Linked DNA regions of Homo sapiens: region 1 is linked to region 2. A link is a loop called in an ENCODE intact Hi-C map of the cell type or tissue named here. Cell type or tissue: B cell. All regions are shown on one strand. Links, peaks and the distances in the headings refer to the core of each region. The heading gives the core; the rest is flanking DNA.

Region 1 (5,378 bases), core at 129-5,128, 82 kb before region 2:
TTGCCACCTATTGTGGGATCATCAGGTAACTTTTGCCGTCGGGTTTTATATCTCTTTGGGGGCCAGTTAGGAAAACCTGTCACTTTACAACTATAAAATTTTACAATCTACCGACTGTACAAATATTGATTCTCTTTAATAAAGGGCCTGGCCTTCCCAGATGGTGTGTAAAACTGAGGAATCAGTCCATCTCCCCACACGTCCACCCCCTGGACCCTTCGTGGTTGCGGTGTGGCCTCCCAGAGGGTCTGTTTTCAGTCCTAAACCGATGAACCATTCCCCAAGGGTCTCCCACGGTGACAGCCATGACAGTCAGCTCAGTAAATGGCAGCACAACCAGATGAGGTCACTAAGGCCAACATATGTTAAATCTGGACATGCCTAGAAATATCTGGAATTCATGGCAGTTAAAAAATAAATGGCAGAAGAGAGATATTATAGATTATAAATATTATGGAAGTCATCCATCCACTCATTCATTTATACATTCATTCATTCCACAAAACAGAGTGTCTTCTGTTTGCCAGGCTTTGTTCTAGAGCCTGGGATAAAACAGAGAACCATTCAGGTGCAGCCTCTGCTCCGTGGAGCTGAGTTCAGGCATTCTCATCATTTATTCATGTGTATATTTATTTATGATGTTATTCATATATGTTCATTCAGAAATATTTATTGAATGCCTACTATGTGTCAGGCAGTGTTGGGGCACAGTGGTGGCTACACCAAGTCCCAGTTACCACAGAACTTACATTTTTTGGGGGAATTACAATATATAACAATAAACTACAGACATATATGATCTGAGAGGTGGTGACAGGCGCTGTGAAGAAAAACAATACAGGGTAATGGAGGAGAGGCCTCCAGGGCCATGTGCATTATGTTGCATGTGCAGGGCCTCCCTGAGCTGGTGGCTTTTCCATACATATTTAAAAGGAAGGAGGGCTCAAGCCTCACTGATGTCCAGGAGAACATGTCCTAGGCAGAGGGCTCTGTAAACGCCAGGTTCCTGAGGTCAACTTGAGGAACAGCTCAGGGTCAACACACCTTGGGCAAAGAGAGCAAGAGAAAGGGTGTGGAAGATTCCAGCAGATGCAGTCAGTAAACTCACTGAGCACCCACTGTGCGCCAGGGCCTTTGCCAGTCACCTCAGAGGCCCAGGGTCTAGTACATAGAAAGGCAAGTTGATATGTGTTACTCCTAGCCTTTGCCTCTGATACTATCTGATTCTCTTTGCTAGCAACTTGGACATGCCTCAGACACATTATTTTAATTCACTGGGCTCCAAATCCTAAGAAATAGTCATTAAAGGCCAGGCGCAGTGGCTCATGCTTGTAACCCAGTACTTTGGGGGGCTGAGGCGGGCAGATATATGAGGTCAGGAGCTCGAGACCAGCCTGACCAACATGGTGAAACCCTGTCTTTACTAAAAATAGAAAAATTAGCTGGGCGTGGTGGTGCATGCCTGTAATTCCAGCTACTCAGGAGGCTGAGGCAGGAGAATCGCTTGAACCCAGGAGGCAGAGGTTGCAGTGAGCCAAGATCGTGCCATTGCACTCCAGCCTGGGCGCAACACAGCAAAACTCCATCTCAAAAAAAAAAAAAAAAAAGGAGAAAAAAGAAATAATCGTTAAAGCCAGGTCTGGTTTACAGATGAAGATAGTCAGATTCACAGAGGTTGGAAAGCAAAAGATGGAGCTGGGATTCAGACACATGATGAAAGATGCAAGCAGAGAAGACAGACGTACCTGGTGCTGAAACATTCCTCCTCCAGGTTCCAGCCAGGTGAGCCTGGGAGCTACTCACCCCTGGGCCTCAGTGTCCCTGTCTGCAGAGTGAGGACTGTGATGGTGTGATGAGCTGGGGTGATGAGCAGGGAGTGTGGGCTGTGGGCTCAGTACTGCAGCTCCCACGTCAAAGATGTTTTATCTGGTTTCTGAGATAGAGGAGATCATTCTGGAATCATTTTCAGTCCTCCTCCACTCAGGCAGGTGGGTCTGAGAGCCCTTAGTGGTCAGGCATGAAGGAGCTGTGTGTGTTCAGGGAGCTGCATGACAATCCAGTGGCTGGACACACCCCAGCATCTTCACTCCAAGACTGGGTAGAGAGGGCAGCTCCTGGGTGCCACAGCCAGCCTCTCCCAGGGCACAGTGTGAGCATTACAGCTATTCAGGTCAGTGGAATATAAATGGCTCGTCACAAGGTTTTAATTTATTTGTATAAATATTAGACAAAAAGTAAGTAACCTCTCTAGTCTGTTTCTTAGACAAGGCGAAATTATAAAATATGAGTTGATTTTACAATGATTTAAAGAAAAATATTAAGTCAATTATAGATAGGGATGTGGGAGAAATTGTGAAGCTGTTCCAAGAACGGTTGGTAGCAGAAACGATTCCTGTAGACTACAGGGAGTCACCAAATGGCATTAGAAACAGCAAAAACAGATCTGAAATACATGGGAGCGTGTATGGGAAAACCAGGGATGTTGCTTTCCTGGAATGTCCTCTCCAGGGTGGTGGGGAACTGTGAGGGAAAGGGGAATGAATTCAGCTTGAGACAACAGAGCTCCAGGTGCTGTGGCACCCCCAGGTGGGAACCCCAGACAGTGGAGGAAGGTGGAGTATCAAGGCCCTGGAGTGCAGGGAGGAGGGGCTGGATGTGTCAATCAGGGGTCATCAGTCAGTGGTGGGAACTGAAGCCAGGGAAGGGGTCCTTCAAATAGAAATGAGGAGGAGGTTGAGAATGGATTTTAGGCAATGTTGACATTATAAAAGCAGCTGGAGGAAGTAGCCACAGAGGACTCCAGGAAGACCTACCCCATACCTGGAAGCCCAGAGAAGGAAGTGAGAGCGCTCTGCACCCTGGAAGCCTGAGAAGAAAGGGGAATCCTCTGCCTCATGAGAGCCACATGAGTGGTGAGTGGTGGGCACAGGTAGGAGGAGAGGAGTAGGACATTCAGCAGCGACTGTGCTTTCTAGAAGCTTCACCTTGAATGGAAGCAGAGAGCTGGTGCAGTATCCGGGTAGGGACAGGGGAACCAGTTAGGGTCTGCTTCCTTTTGGTTTGTTCGTTTGTTTTTAAAGGGCACCTTCCCATGTTGACAGTAGCAGAGGAAGCTAGCAGAGAGGGAAGACCTGAAGCCAGCCTTGGATAGGGCTGAGATCAGATGAGATGAGATGAGATGAGGAACTGAAAGGAAGGCTGGTCGTCCAAGAAGAGGTCATGTTGTTTTCTAGGGAAGGTGGGGCAAGGTGAACGGGGACTCGTGGCTGTCCCTGCTGCTGCATCATCTGTGTATGCATCCCGCTGGGTGTCCGGAAACCCTCTGGAGTAGATCAAGGCCTGTTCTCTGTGTTTATCCTCATGTTGCAGTTAGCATAAAAACTCTCCCCACCTCATCCTCTAAGCAGATGCCAGGACTGTCACTGTCATTAAACCCAATGAAAAATGTGGTCCCCATAAGAAGCCTCATGGCAGAGAGGAGACCTCTCCCCTGGGCCTGACCCTGGAGCCCCCTCTTTCTTGAATTTCCAGTTGAGCACATCATGTGTCCTTCCTGCCAGTGCTGAGCATTCAGGGAGGAGATTTCACTCTGTGCAAGTGGAGGGTGACAGATGATTGTACTCAGGGACTCATGCCTCCCCACTGCATGCCCATCTCTCTGTCCACCCAGTGGGAGGACAGCTATTTGAGGACAGGGTCTTGTTGCTGTTAGTTAACTGTCCCTGGCTTTCTGTTTGTTCTGTTAGGTTTTATTTCTTTCAATGCTATATCATTAATGCCAGTGGGAGTGCTCAACAGAATCTGGGTGCATACATGAAGGTATAATTGGATTAAGAGCAGAACCTCATCACATATGTAAACAGTTCGTGTTGGGACATGAGGTGCCTGGTGGGCGGGCTGCAGGACCTTGCTGAACACCCTGCACCCCAGAGGCCCTTCCAACGCTGAGGGTTGATGAGGCTGTGAGTGGTGGGCAGAGGTATCTGGGGGTTTTCACTTGCATGGAGGGTGAGTAGGCCCCTGGAGTTGGGAGCTGAGGTATGAAATAGCCATGCATTCAGAGCCCCAGATAAACTGCTTCTTAAATTCCCTACTGTGTGCTCAAGACAGTGGTAGAACCTGGGGTTACAGCAACACACACGTTGAATGAGACAGTTTCTGCTCCAGTTTATCCTGGAGACAAGAGTGACATGCATGAAACTGTGAATGACAAAAGGCAGTACATGTTTAAATGGATCCAAACTCGAATTGCCCTGTGTTATAGACACCAGGCTGTTGTACGGCCACTGGACCATGGCCACGAGTGCACGGCTCTTCAGAACTGGCCCTGCACTCCCAGGGTGGCACAGAGGGATGTGCGGCAAATATGTGTGCAGCTAACTTGACACATGAGACCAAGAACCAGAACTTCCAGAACCATTTTGAAATGCAGGTGTTGGTAAAATGTACCAAAAGGTGTTTTGGGGGTTGAGGGGAGGGGATCTCTCTGCCTCTCTTCTTCCTTCTCTCCTTCCTGGCCTTCATCCTCCCTCCCTTCTTCCCTCCTTTCTTTTTTTTCTTCCTTTCCTCCTTCCCTTCCTTCTTCTCTCCTTCCTTTCTTCCTTCCTTTCCTCTCTCCCTTCCTTCTCTCTCCTTCCTTCCTTCCTTCCTTTCTTCCTTCCTCCCTTCCTTTCTTCCTTCCTTCCTTTTTTCCTTCCCTCCTTCCCTCTTTCCCTCTTTCCCTCTCACCTCTTTTCTTTCCTCCTTCATTTCCCTTCTCCTTCTTCCTTCCATAGGCAAATTTCACCAGATGATGGACCATGCCCCCAATATGCAAAGTACTTTGGATGTTGAAATGGTTCCCAGGGACCTTGCTCTGTAGAAGCTGCCAGTCACTGCGAAAGAGTGATCAATTCTCAGAATACTGTTGTTTATTCATGAATTTATGAATTATACTGACACAAAACACAAGTGTCACTAATTGTCACAATTAATGGGCCTGGAGAATGTGAGGAGTGAGACAGGAGCGTCCTGATCCCAGCCAGGCTGTGCCTTTAATAAGCACAGCATGCGGGGGGCGTCCCCAGGAAGGGAACTGGAGCAGGCACTTGTGCTCAGGGATTTTTATGCAAATGGATGAGAAAGGCACAGTTATGACTTGGGAAAGAACATGGTTAACCTATGTTTCCACCAATTCCGTCATCATATGTTTGGAACCTGACCTGAATAACACACTTGACCCTCCCTTGAGCAGTTTCCAAACAACATGTAAAAGGCGTGAAATGTGTCTGTATTTATTTATTTAGAGACAGGATCTCACTTTGTCTCCCAGGCTGGAGTGCAGTAGTGCGATCATGGCTCACTGCAGCCTTGACCTCCCATGCTCAAGTGATCCCCCT
Region 2 (5,378 bases), core at 319-5,318:
ATCCTGTAATCCCAGCACTTTGGGAGGCTGAGGCGGGTGGATCACGAGGTCAGGAGATCGAGACCATCCTGGCTAACATGGTGAAACCCCGTCTCTACTAAAAATACAAAAAATTAGCCGGGCATGGTGGCAGGCGCCTGTAGTCCCAGATACTCAGGAGGCTGAGGCAGGAGAATGGCGTGAACCCGGGAGGCAGAGCTTGCAGTGAGCAGAGATCTTGCCATTGCACTCCAGCCTGGGAGACAGAGCGAGACTCCGTCTCAAAAAAAAAAAAAAGTATCAGCATACTTAAGGCTACTACTCAGTAGTAAAAAGAAACAAACAACTTCCCTAAATTTCCAGAGCATTATGCTGAGTGAAAAAAAAAACCCAACCCTCGAACGTTACATATGCCACAATTCCATTATTATAATAGCCTTGAAATGACCACATTCTAGAAATAGAGACGAGATTAGTGGTGCCAGGCATTGAGGACGGTGGGGTGCAGGAAGGAATGGGTGTGGTTACAAAAGGGCATTTGAGGATGCCCTTGCTGGTGGGAATCGCTGGCTTATTGGCTTGTTTCCAACTCCTAGACTCCAAGGATCGCTGGATGATAGAAATTTTCTGTGACTTGACCTTGTCAATGTCAATATCCTGGTTATGATAATGTGCTATGATTTTGCAAGATGTTGCCTGTAGGGGAAACTGAGTAAAGGGTACATGAGTTTTTTCTGTATTATATATCTTATAATGGTATGTGAATGTGATTCTACAATTATCTCAAGATAAAAAGTCTAATTACAAGGGCACAGGCCATAAGCATTACATCTGCCTATTTCCATGTCTTGAGATTCTTCATACTTGTCAATTTGACTGTGTAGGGTAGACCTTGGGTTTTATGGCATCTGCTATCTCTCTCAGAACACGTCTGCCATCATATTGCAAAGCTTGTTCTCAGTCTCCTGGAGCATGAGAGACTGTATGGAGCAAGAAAGAGCCACCCCAGTAGGCCGGGATGCCCCTTCCTCCACCAAGCTGGCTGCTTAGGGTTGTCACCTGAGTGGGCTCAGGTGAGACCAGCAGGGACCAGGACACCAAGCTCAGAATCATGCAAGTGCATGTATTGTTCTAAGTCACAAGGAATGGGGGCATTTGTTATGCGGCAGTTGATAACTGACACAGGCTGAATGGTTATGTGTTAGGGATGCTGGGCGTGTGGTATGGACGTGACCTTGGATGAGAAGGTGGCCCAAACTCCTTCTCTTCTGAGGTCTGGGGCTCTATCTCAAGGCTATAAATTAAGTTCAGGCCCCTATAAGGCACTTGCATTCTTAGCTTGGAGAGAGACATTTGTCTGTCAAAGACAGGATCTGTGTTTCCTTTTCAGTCTCATCTATTTACAAGTGTGCCTCCAGGTTCTGTTGAAATTTGTCTGAGAATTTATGGTCTCAGCCGATCAACCATCCCTTGAATTATTCAGCTTCCTAAAGCCTCACCTCACAACAGGAAGTGAGCCCAGTCAACTTTCTATGAAATAATCCATCAACACCACAGGCTACATGGTGGACTGATTGACGTTCAAAGGCCTTGTATTTGCAGTTTTGCAAGTTATGCCTATAATACTCACAAAGGTGAAAAAAACCCTGTGAGTATTATTCAGCTGTAAACTACAGACAGGAAAATATCTCAAGCAAAATAACCATGGCTTGCATTGTTTAGCACTACATAAATTTCAAAGAGCTTTCAAATCTGAGATGATTTTTGGCCTTTATGGCATTTCTCTGACATGGGAAGAGGACATACTTATATGAGGAAATCTAGCTGCCACTCAGTCCTAACACGTTAGGACTAGTCAACAGCTAAGCTGAGCAAACTGCCTTTCCCCGAAATGTAAAATTTTGACTGGTCCTAGCTGCATTCACTTCTGTATCTATAGGAGGCACATCACAGATGCTCAATCTGAATTTGTACGTGTTTTCTGTCATAAAGGTACCTTGCTCAACCTGACAACCTTAACCCCTAATAGACCACCTTGCTCATAATAAGTGCCCAAGTGATGTTTCCTAAGCAGAGTTGAGTTACTACTGGTGAACAACATTTTATGACTGTTTCCTTTATTTAAATGCTAATTTTTTTAAAAGCTCACATGCTGACTTAGTCCACCTCTTCTGTTGGATATATGCAAGCCCCAGTAAACACAAGCCAGTGGTGATAAGTGAGGGTTGCATGAAAAAATATCAACAGACTGTGGAGCCCACATCAACACTCAAATTCACAAATACCCTTGGCAGTTCAAACACATTCTCATTTGCAGCTGGATGACCTGGGAAGTAACACTTATGCTCTCTGGACTTTTGATTTCCCATCCAAAAACAGGAGCAATGATACCAACCTTGTTGGCAGTTATGATAATTAAGAGTAATATGTGCTAGCCGTCTGTCAGAGATCTTGTTCCGCATGAGGGCTGCTACAAGGGCAGATGCTCTTACTGTTGACAGAGACTGCATATTGTAGGTCAGTAGAGTTCAAGTACCCAGTATTATAATCAGAAACAAAAGGATTGCTATCATTGGAGCGAGGCAGAACTGAAGCTGCCTTCTCATTTGTCAACACTCAGCTTAAAGGACACTCCCTATAGATGCTACCTCTTTCCTTCTCCAAAGGTGGCACCCACACCCCTCCATGGCTTGTGGTACAGACCATCCTGCTGTGCTGGTGACTTCCCGCCTCTGTACCTGTGTCCTGGGCTATACTGCCCCTGCCCTCATCCTCCAGGCTGGTTCCTGGGAGGTATCCAGAATGGGAATCACGCTGAGAATTCCTACCTTCCACATCTATAGTGTCCACCCCTGCACCTTCCTGCCTCCCTGGAGCATCCAAGTAAGTTCACTCTTGCTGAAGCCAAGTCCCCTTCTCATTTCTCTGTTGCTGAGCTGCGTTGAGCAGAGTCTGGGATGAAATGCTGGTGGTGGAGAGAGGAAAGCAGAGGAAGAGGTCTAGCATTTGAGGCTCAGAGCTTGAAGTCTGAGACCCATTTTCTTTGCACCTCCAGAATGGAGATGGATCCTCCTATCCCAAGATAAGCTCTTACCTTGTAGTCTTGCAAAATACCGTGAGAACCCTAACTATTTTGTAAAAAGTGTGATAAAGCAGATTTGCCCCAAGTCCACAGAAGTATGCAGTTCTGTGTGCCCATGGAGAGGCTGGCTCTGCCTTGGAAACGACAAAGCTCCATTCAGGTTCTTGTTAAAATGCAGATCGGGATGTAGTAGGTGTGGGTAAGGGCCTGAAACTCTGCATTTGTAACAGGGTTCCTGGTGCTGCTGCTGTCGCTGGTCCTTGCAGCCCCTGTAGCCCAGGGAGGCCAAGGGCTGGAATCCTGGATTTAGGGGTCCAGCTGTGTGGCTTACGGCACATGGCTTATCCTGTCATCTCTGTAAAATGAAGACAGGAATGCTCGTCTCCTTGGGTTGCAGGCAGAACTGAGAATTCTATGGGTAACTACAGCTGTCAGAAGGGCGATGTGGTGTCAGGCGCAATATACAGCTTCCTTACACAGGCAACAGATGCAAGAGCTTCGGGGAAAAAGAGAAATGAGGTATCAGGTCAGGGAAAGTCATGGAGAAAACTTAAGTGCTTATGGCTAAGTGAGAGAAGCCAACCTGAAAAAGTTACAGACTGTGTGATTCCAACTACACGACATCCTGAAAAAGGCAAAATTATGAAGACAGTGGTTGCCAGAGGTTCGGGTGGAGGCAGAGAGGAGCAGGTGGAGCACAGAGGATTTGTAGGGCAGGGGAGCTCCTCTGGATACTGTAATGGTGGATTCCTGTCATATTTGCCCAGACCTACAGAATGCAGAACACCAAGCATAAACCCTGGTGGAAATTATAGATTTGGGCCAATGTATCAATATCGGCTCATCAATTTTAACAACGTACCACTCCAATGCAAAATGTCAATAACAGAGAAATGGTGTGCGGGACATGTATAGGAACTCTCTGTATTTTCTGCTCAATTTGTCTATAAACCTAAAATGGCTCACAAAAATAAAATCTATTGTTATTTTTTAAAATGAAAATAAAAATAAACATTAACAGATATTTCAAATTCTAAAAGAGATACAAGAACTTAGCAGCAGAACTGTGGCTAGCAGAGGACAGAGAGCAGGGGGCAAGCCTCCTCCCCCTCCATCCTCATCTCTCCACCTTCCATCTCCTCCTCTACCAAAAAAGAAGCACCAATAATAAAAATACCAGCAGTCCACAGAAACCAAGACTCCATCTGTTCTGTGGTAAAGCTGCTCTTTGCCAACCCTAAGGAGATTTTCCGTCCGTCCTTTTGAACTCATGGCCGCTTTCCTCCCAGCTCACCAGAGGCAGATCACAATGGAAAAGGCAGCATTTTTCCAAGTGTCCTCTCTAAGGCTGGGCAAGAGGAAGATCAAGTTCGAGGGAAAACATTCTCTAGCAGGTTTGCCCTGCAGCGTTAGGCCTGACTCCGAGTCTATCCACGCATAACAATCTCACAGAGTGCCCGGCCCAATCTTAGTGCTTGGCGGGTGGGAGACGTCACCGACCTTCCTCCAGGGATCAGGCAGTGTCCACACCCCGCCCTGCTGTCTGGTCCAGAGCTACAGCTTACACCCATGTAGAATTGCCACTTTTTAGTGGAATAAATAGCTCTTATCTACACTGGATCTTAGTCAAAAGTCCAGGAAACAATGAGAGCTCTTGTCTATGGAAGCACTTGTTGAAAATATTTTAGTTTCCATGGTTGCTGAAAACCCTAAAGGTAAGATGACCCTACAATTTATCAGTGAAACTAAGATACATTTGAGAATAAATGGCACAGAAGCACTACAGATAATTTTTAAAAAATTATATATGTACATACTTATGAACATGTTCATACACAAATCAATTTGTTTTATTCTATTGATAAGCCTATTAAATAATTCTATTCAAAAATAATTTGCAAAAATAAAATGTATTTCAAAAAATAGCATCTATTCATGTTCATTAAAGCATGACTTAAAAAGTCTTATCTTTAGTTATTAATATCATACTAATTTTATTTATTTATTTATTTTGAGACAGAGTATCACTCTGTCACCCAGGCTAGAGGGCAATGGTGTGATCTTGGCTCTTTGCAACCTCCACGTTCTGGGTTCAACCAATTCTCCCACCTCAGCCTCCTGAGTAGCTGGGACTACAGGTGCACACCCCAATGCCCAGCTCATTTTTGTATTTTTAGTAGAGATGGGGTCTTGCCATGTTGGCAGGCTGGCCTCGAACTCCTGAGCTCAAGTGATCTGCCCACCTCGGCCTCCCAAAGTGCTGGGATTAGAGGTGTGAGTCGCTGCACCTGGCCTATTATACTGATTTTAAAATTAA

Evidence for each region. Peaks named below come from ENCODE experiments on the same cell type or tissue, not always from the same donor. Only the 100,000 strongest peaks of a DNase experiment are listed, where the experiment ranks them.
Region 1: it touches region 2 in a loop (5-fold over the local background); 1 of 110 quality-filtered maps calls a loop at or near these places.

The regions. Positions count from the first base shown.
Region 1 is chr22:48,116,668-48,122,045 of GRCh38, reverse strand. No RefSeq gene overlaps it. Among named protein-coding and RNA genes, the nearest start is that of MIR3201, 160 kb to the left of the region's middle. In B cell, for the core only: no CTCF peak of the experiment used is centred there; a DNase peak (open chromatin) is centred at 3,125.
Region 2 is chr22:48,035,192-48,040,569 of GRCh38, reverse strand. No RefSeq gene overlaps it. Among named protein-coding and RNA genes, the nearest start is that of MIR3201, 240 kb to the left of the region's middle. In B cell, for the core only: no CTCF peak of the experiment used is centred there; no DNase peak of the experiment used is centred there; H3K27me3 peaks cover 425 bases.